Regions from separate parts of the Homo sapiens genome. Here region 2 is linked to region 1. The links are chromatin contacts, found by Hi-C or POLR2A ChIA-PET in ENCODE. All regions are on one chromosome and are shown on one strand. Each heading gives the region's core, a stretch centred on a gene start or an enhancer-like site at or near the end of the contact. The rest is flanking DNA. Distances are from core to core; before and after follow the strand shown. Region 1 holds the start of RPEL1 (ribulose-5-phosphate-3-epimerase like 1). Region 2 overlaps CNNM2 (cyclin and CBS domain divalent metal cation transport mediator 2).

Region 1 (3,035 bases), core at 138-2,637:
ATATTTGTATGCTCCTGTCTCCTTAACAAAAGGCAGTAAGTTGTAGTAGAGGGCACGAGGTAGAGATTTTGGCCCTTGGTTCAAATTCAGATTCCCGCACAGTCTAAATGAACTTGAATAATTCACTTAAATCCTCAACATCGGTTCCTCTAGGTAGATAATACCAACACATAGAGACCACACAGGGTTGTAGTTAGTATTCTATCAGATCACCGGGGTTAAAGTACTTTGAAAACTCCATGCAAAGTGCTCCACAAATATTAGATTGGTGGACACTTTCATGCTCCTAGATCAGCTCTTGGAACAAACTAGGAACTGAATGAACCCTGATGCTCCAAGTTGTTGGGCCATACTGCCTCCTGGTGGTAGTCATGAAACGTGCAGAGTCTTTGCTGCTTGGGGTGCTCCTGGGGTTGGTTGGGTAAGATCAGGAGCTGGCCGAGAATGTGAGGAAAACCCAAAGTACCCGGCCAGGGAGGGTATTTTTCCTTCCCCGCTGAAGACACTCCCCAGGCCAGTCCCTTGACGATGGAAGAGTCAGTCTCCTCTCTGTGCTCTCAACTTTCTCTTACTGCTTTTGCTTATGCTGTTCCACCTTCCAACTGGTGCCTCTTCCAAACCCTAAATCTTCAGACCTTCTCATATCCAACTCTTCCAGAAGGGATCCCTGAACCATGCCTCCCAGGGTATCCCGCACCATTTTTGTTTGTTTGTTTGAGACGGAGTCTTGCTCTGTCACCCAGGCTGAGTGCAATGGCATTATCTCCGCTCACTGCAGCCTCCACCTCGCGGCTTCAAGTGATTCTCTTGTCTCACCCTCCCGAGTAGCAAAGGTTACAGGCACGTGCCACCACGCCCAGCTAATTTTTGTATTCTTAGTAGAGACAGGGTTTCACCATGTTGGCCAGGCTGATCTCGAACTCCTGACCTCAGCTGATCCACCTGCCTTGGCCTCCCAAAGTGCTGGGATTACAGGCGTGAGCCACCACACCTGGCCATCCCTCACCATTTTTTTAAACCTACAGAATTCACAGCCTGTACTTGACTGCTATTATATAGTTCTCTCCAAACTATGTTTCGGGGTTTCTTTTTTGTTTGTTTTCTGTCTCTTGTTTGAGACAGGGCCTCACTCTGTCGCCCAGGCTGGAGTGCAGTGGCGCAATCATGGCTCACTGAAGTCTCAGCCTCCCCGGCTCAAGCAATTCTCCTGCCTCAGCCTCCCGAGTACCTGGGACCACAGGCATGTGCCATCACACAGGCAAATTTTTTACTTTGTAAAAACGGGTTCCTATTATGTTGCCTAGGCTGGTCTCAAACACCTGGGCTCAAGTGATCCTTCTGCATTGGTTTCCTGAAGTGCTGGGATTACAGGCATGAGCCACTGTGCCTGGCCAAACTGTGGTTCTTTGGTAGAATTTCCTGGTTTTAAAAAAAAAAAAAGTGGGCTCTAGTCTTGCCGGGGACTCGTGGGGTAACTTGTTCTTGGGAGCCAGCGGTATGGCGTCGGGCTGCAAGATTGGCCCGTCCATCCTCAACAGCGACCTGGCCAATTTAGGGGCCAAGTGCCTCCAGATGCTAGACTCTGGGGCCGATTATCTGCATCTGGATGTAATGGATGGGCATTTTGTTCCCAACATCACCTTTGGTCACCCTGTGGTAGAAAGCCTTCGAAAGCAGCTAGGCCAGGACCCTTTCTTTGACATGCACATGATGGTGTCCAAGCCAGAACAGTGGGTAAAGCCAATGGCTGTAGCAGAAGCCAATCAGTACACCTTTCATCTCGAGGCTACTGAGAACCCAGGGACTTTGATTAAAGACATTCGGGAGAATGGGATGAAGGTTGGCCTTGCCATCAAACCAGGAACCTCAGTTGAGTATTTGGCACCATGGGCTAATCAAATAGATATGGCCTTGGTTATGACAGTGGAACCGGGGTTTGGAGAGCAGAAATTCATGGAAGATATGATGCCAAAGGTTCACTGGTTGAGGACCCAGTTCCCATCTTTGGATATAGAGGGCGATGGTGGAGTAGGTTCTGACACTGTCCATAAGTGTGCAGAGGCAGGAGCTAACATGACTGTATCTGGCAGTGCTATTATGAGGAGTGAAGACCCCAGATCTGTGATCAACCTATTAAGAAATATTTGCTCAGAAGCTGCTCAGAAACGTTCTCTTGATCGATGAAACCATAAGGAGCCCAATGTTTCTGTTCATGAAATCTCCCTTTTACTGGAAAACAGGAATATTGACTACCAAATCATCATGAAATTGAAGCTGTACTGCTTTTTTGAGCAGTTATTCATTCCAGTGATTAAAACTGATTGTGCAGAATATTCTAAGAGGTCAGAAATTGGTGTGTATAACTACATTTTTAGTGATGCAATTTAATGATTAGTGAGTAAGATACTGTTTTTATTGAGAGACTTGATTTTTATAAAGAGTAAAAATACGGCTGCATTAAGGTTACAAACAGAAAAGTGTCTTAATGCCTAAGGAGGGCATATTAGCTACACTACAAAAACAAATTTTGTCTGTACTTCTGAAAAGAATTTTGTTGTTTCTCAGCTGTTTTCCAAAAGCAAAGGAAGTCTTTATGGCTTTTTTCTATTTCATGTTATTTGTGATTTGTTTATAAGTTTGGGTGGGATGGCATACCATATTCTTGGTTCTTAAAATCTATCACTTTTCACCTTACACTTAATGTGTAAAAACTATAAAAACAATGCGTGAAACCCAGGGGTTCTAAAATACAAGCATAGATTTTATCAGGGTGTTTTTGTCAAAGCAGGTTATTCAGTGATTCCTCCCCACCATTCTTAAGGACGTTAAATAATGCTGTTGTGTTAGCTCTGAGTAGAAAGGAAAAAGTAAAAACCTCTGTATGGAAGTAATATTGGGTTGAATTCTGACTGCCCTTTTCTAGCTGGACCTTTAACAAATCACCCAGTCTTTTTTGTGTTTCTCTGAAGTCATTTATACATTAAATGTAATTATAACAACTGTGGGGTTGTGTTGAGAATTAAGAGGTAACACTA
Region 2 (3,035 bases), core at 260-2,759, 250 kb before region 1:
TAAGCTGTGATTGCCCTACTATATTCCAGCCTGGGAAACAGAGCAAGACCCTGATTCAAAAACAAAACAAAAAACTTTGATTTGTGAATAGGTTGAATCTAAAAGTTAATTTATTTGCATTATCATAATTACATAAAAATTGTTCACTTCATATCCTAGTAGTATACCTTTCTTTCCTTGTACAGCATTTATTTTCTCATGGCCTTTCTTCCACGAGATATTTGCCTTTGTTATGTCCTCAATTATTTTCAAGCTCTCCATTGTATAATTCATTCTCTTATTCTATTCACTCACATCTCCAACCTCCTCCTAGAGCACATTGTTTCTCCAAACTGGGCTGACTGCTCTCTAGAGCTGACATCCTGTGACTTCCCATTACTGCTTTCCTAGATTATTTCCTGGATCCCATATCCTCTCCTTTCTAGACATACTCCCTGATTTTGATGAAACATGTCAGTAAGGACTGTCCTAAAGAAGGTGAAGAGAAAGGATACTTTCTGAGTCCTTTCATTTAGCTCTACATTTGATGAGAGTTGGGATGAGAATGGAATTCTAGATTGAAGAGAATTTTCCCTGAGAATTCTTATGGATTGCTTCATTGTCTGCAAGCATCCAGTCTTAATAATGAGGAGGCCAGTTTTATCCTAATTCTTGATCCACTGCAGGTGACTGATTTCTCTGGAAGCTTTTCAGAATCTTAGTATTTTGAAAGATTGGAAATAGGTCTTTTACAACTTGCTGTTCGGGCCATTGATAGGCCATTTTAGTTTGAAGATGCATGTTCTTTCCAAATATTATTTTGATAGTTTTCTCCTGTTTTCTGTTTTCTCTTTCTGGATATTGAATATGTATAAAAGTTTGCTTCGAATTCTGAAGAATAAATATAATGGGAAGACAGATGTGAGGTCTAGATTCTTGGTTTTAATATTTATGTAGCATTTGTCTAAAATGTGGAAGTCACATGCTGTAGACCAACTAAGTTTGTAAAATATTTGTAAAATATTTATAAAGTATAATTTATATAAAAAGCAGTTAAGAAAAAGACCCAAATAATATAAAGTTACCATTATAAGGTCCCATATGAAGCTGTCCTTCAATTAAGAACAAAAATCAATGTACAGGATAAAGCTACAATATTAAGCAAGAAAGATACATTTTAATTTTGTTTGCAGTCCCATTAGATTTCTAATATGATTTTATAGCTCATTTCCTCCCCTTTTACAAATGGCTTTGTATCATAATCTGTAGCAACTCTAAACATTGCAAGAGTAAAAGAATATACTGACATTACTTCATGGTTTAGAACAAACACCTTGAGAATAAAAAGTCATGTTTAACATGACTTGCACTGAACTAGATACACACCATATTTATGGCTTTATGTCAGTGTTCAAGTGTTTTTGTTTTTTTTTTCTGTTTCTTGATGGCTCTGATTAAGTTAGAGTTAACAAACTCTCTTCTGATGCCACATTAGTGGGCATTTATTTTCTGGCTTGTAAAAGCAGGATTAGTCCCTTAGACTGAAGCCACACTTGTGTTTTTCTTACTCATAATGCAAATAATGACTTCAGGCAGTGGTGTGGGTGTTCAGCGAATGCATACTTCTATTTGCAGAGCAGTTTTACCTGTATCTACAGCAGGGAAGCCCCTCTGGGCTTTATTTAGTAGGTGACAGAGGAAATTAGAATGGCCTGGCTAAGCACATCAATATGCATAATTGACAGGCTATTCAATACTGTTAAAGATAAGTACTTTCCATTCTTTAACTATCAAATGCAGCTCAAATGTATTCTAGATTGTATTATTTTCTGAGTATTTTGTTACAGATCCTTCACGTATATATGCGAACTTAAAGTAAACAAATCTAAGGAACTAGAAAAACACAGGCTTGTCTCTGGGCAAGGTCTTTAAAATTATCAATGTGATTATAATGAATGAATAACATATAGCCCTTCGAAGGGATAAGGTAAACACCAAGATTGGAAAGGCAGACATAAAACTTTATTCACAGGTGACACGATCTTCTATATAGAAAATGCTGAGGAATCGACTACAAAACTATTAGGTTTAGGCCGGCAGGGTGACTCACGCCTGTAATCCCAGCTCTTTGGGAGGCAAAGCCAGTTGGATTGCTTGAGAACCAGGAGTTTGAGACCACTCTGGCCAACATGGTGAAACCCTGTCTCTACTAAAAGACAAACAAAAAAACCTATTAGCATTAATAAATGAGTTCAGCAGGGTTGCAGGGTACAAGAGCAATATTAAAAAATCACTTATTTCTTTTTGTTTGTTTTTTGAGACAGGGTCTTATTCTGTTGCCCAGGCTAGAGTGCAGTGGCGCAATCCGGGCTCACTACAGCCTCTGCTTCCTGGGTTCAAGTGATTCTTGTGCCTCAGCCTCCCGAGTAGCTGGGATTACAGGCAAAAAAATCGCTTATATTTCTTTTTTCTTTTTTTTTTTTGAGACGGAGTCTTGCTCTGTCTCCCAGGCTTGAGTGTAGTGGCGCGATCTTGGCTCACTGCAAGCTCCGCCTCCTGGGTTCACGCCATTCTCCCGCCTCAGCCTCCCGAGTAGCTGGGACTACAGGTGCCCGTCACCCTGCCCGGCTAATTTTTTTTTTTTTTTTTTGTATTTTTAGTAGAGATGGGGTTTCACCAGGTTAGCCAGGATGGTCTCGATCTCCTGACCTTGTGATCTGCCCGCCTCAGCCTCCCAAAGTGCTGTGATTACAGGCGTGAGCCACTGCACCCGGCCAAAAATTGCTTATATTTCTATACACTTGGATCTGATAATGAAATTAAGAAAAGAGTTTTATTTACAATAAAATACTTAGGAATAATTTAATTAAAAATTTCAAAACTTGTGTTCTACAAACTAAAACATTAAAAGAAATTAAAGACTCAAATGGAAAGCTGTGTTTGTCGACTCATGGATTCATGAATTAGAGGACTATTTTTAAAATGGCAATGCTTATCAGATCTACCTATTTAATACAATCCTTATCAAAATCCAGGCTGCCCTTCCCCCCCCACCT

The links. A loop is a pair of places that touch in the nucleus more often than their neighbours do. ChIA-PET counts read pairs that join two places held with the same protein, here RNA polymerase II (POLR2A). Pooled maps may share reads with other maps.
Region 2: a pooled map shows a loop between it and region 1 (2.3-fold over the local background). The contact joins the enhancer-like site here to the promoter of RPEL1 in region 1. A Hi-C loop is called at or near these places in 2 of 50 pooled maps. POLR2A ChIA-PET finds 5 or more read pairs at or near these places in 3 of 52 experiments (AG04450, HepG2 and activated CD4-positive, alpha-beta T cell).

The regions. Positions count from the first base shown.
Region 1 is chr10:103,244,500-103,247,534 of GRCh38, forward strand. It overlaps RPEL1 (ribulose-5-phosphate-3-epimerase like 1), which reads left to right and starts at 1,388. Exons shown (of 1, transcript NM_001143909.1): 1 at 1,388-3,035. The coding sequence starts at 1,498. The coding sequence ends at 2,184. RefSeq lists an enhancer at 257-306.
Region 2 is chr10:102,996,627-102,999,661 of GRCh38, forward strand. All of the region lies in intron 1 of CNNM2 (cyclin and CBS domain divalent metal cation transport mediator 2), which reads left to right. Among named protein-coding and RNA genes, the nearest start is that of CNNM2, 80 kb to the left of the region's middle. Within about 2 kb of position 1,510, at least 2 of the 41 ENCODE cell types and tissues checked have a DNase peak (open chromatin) inside an H3K27ac peak, as active enhancers do.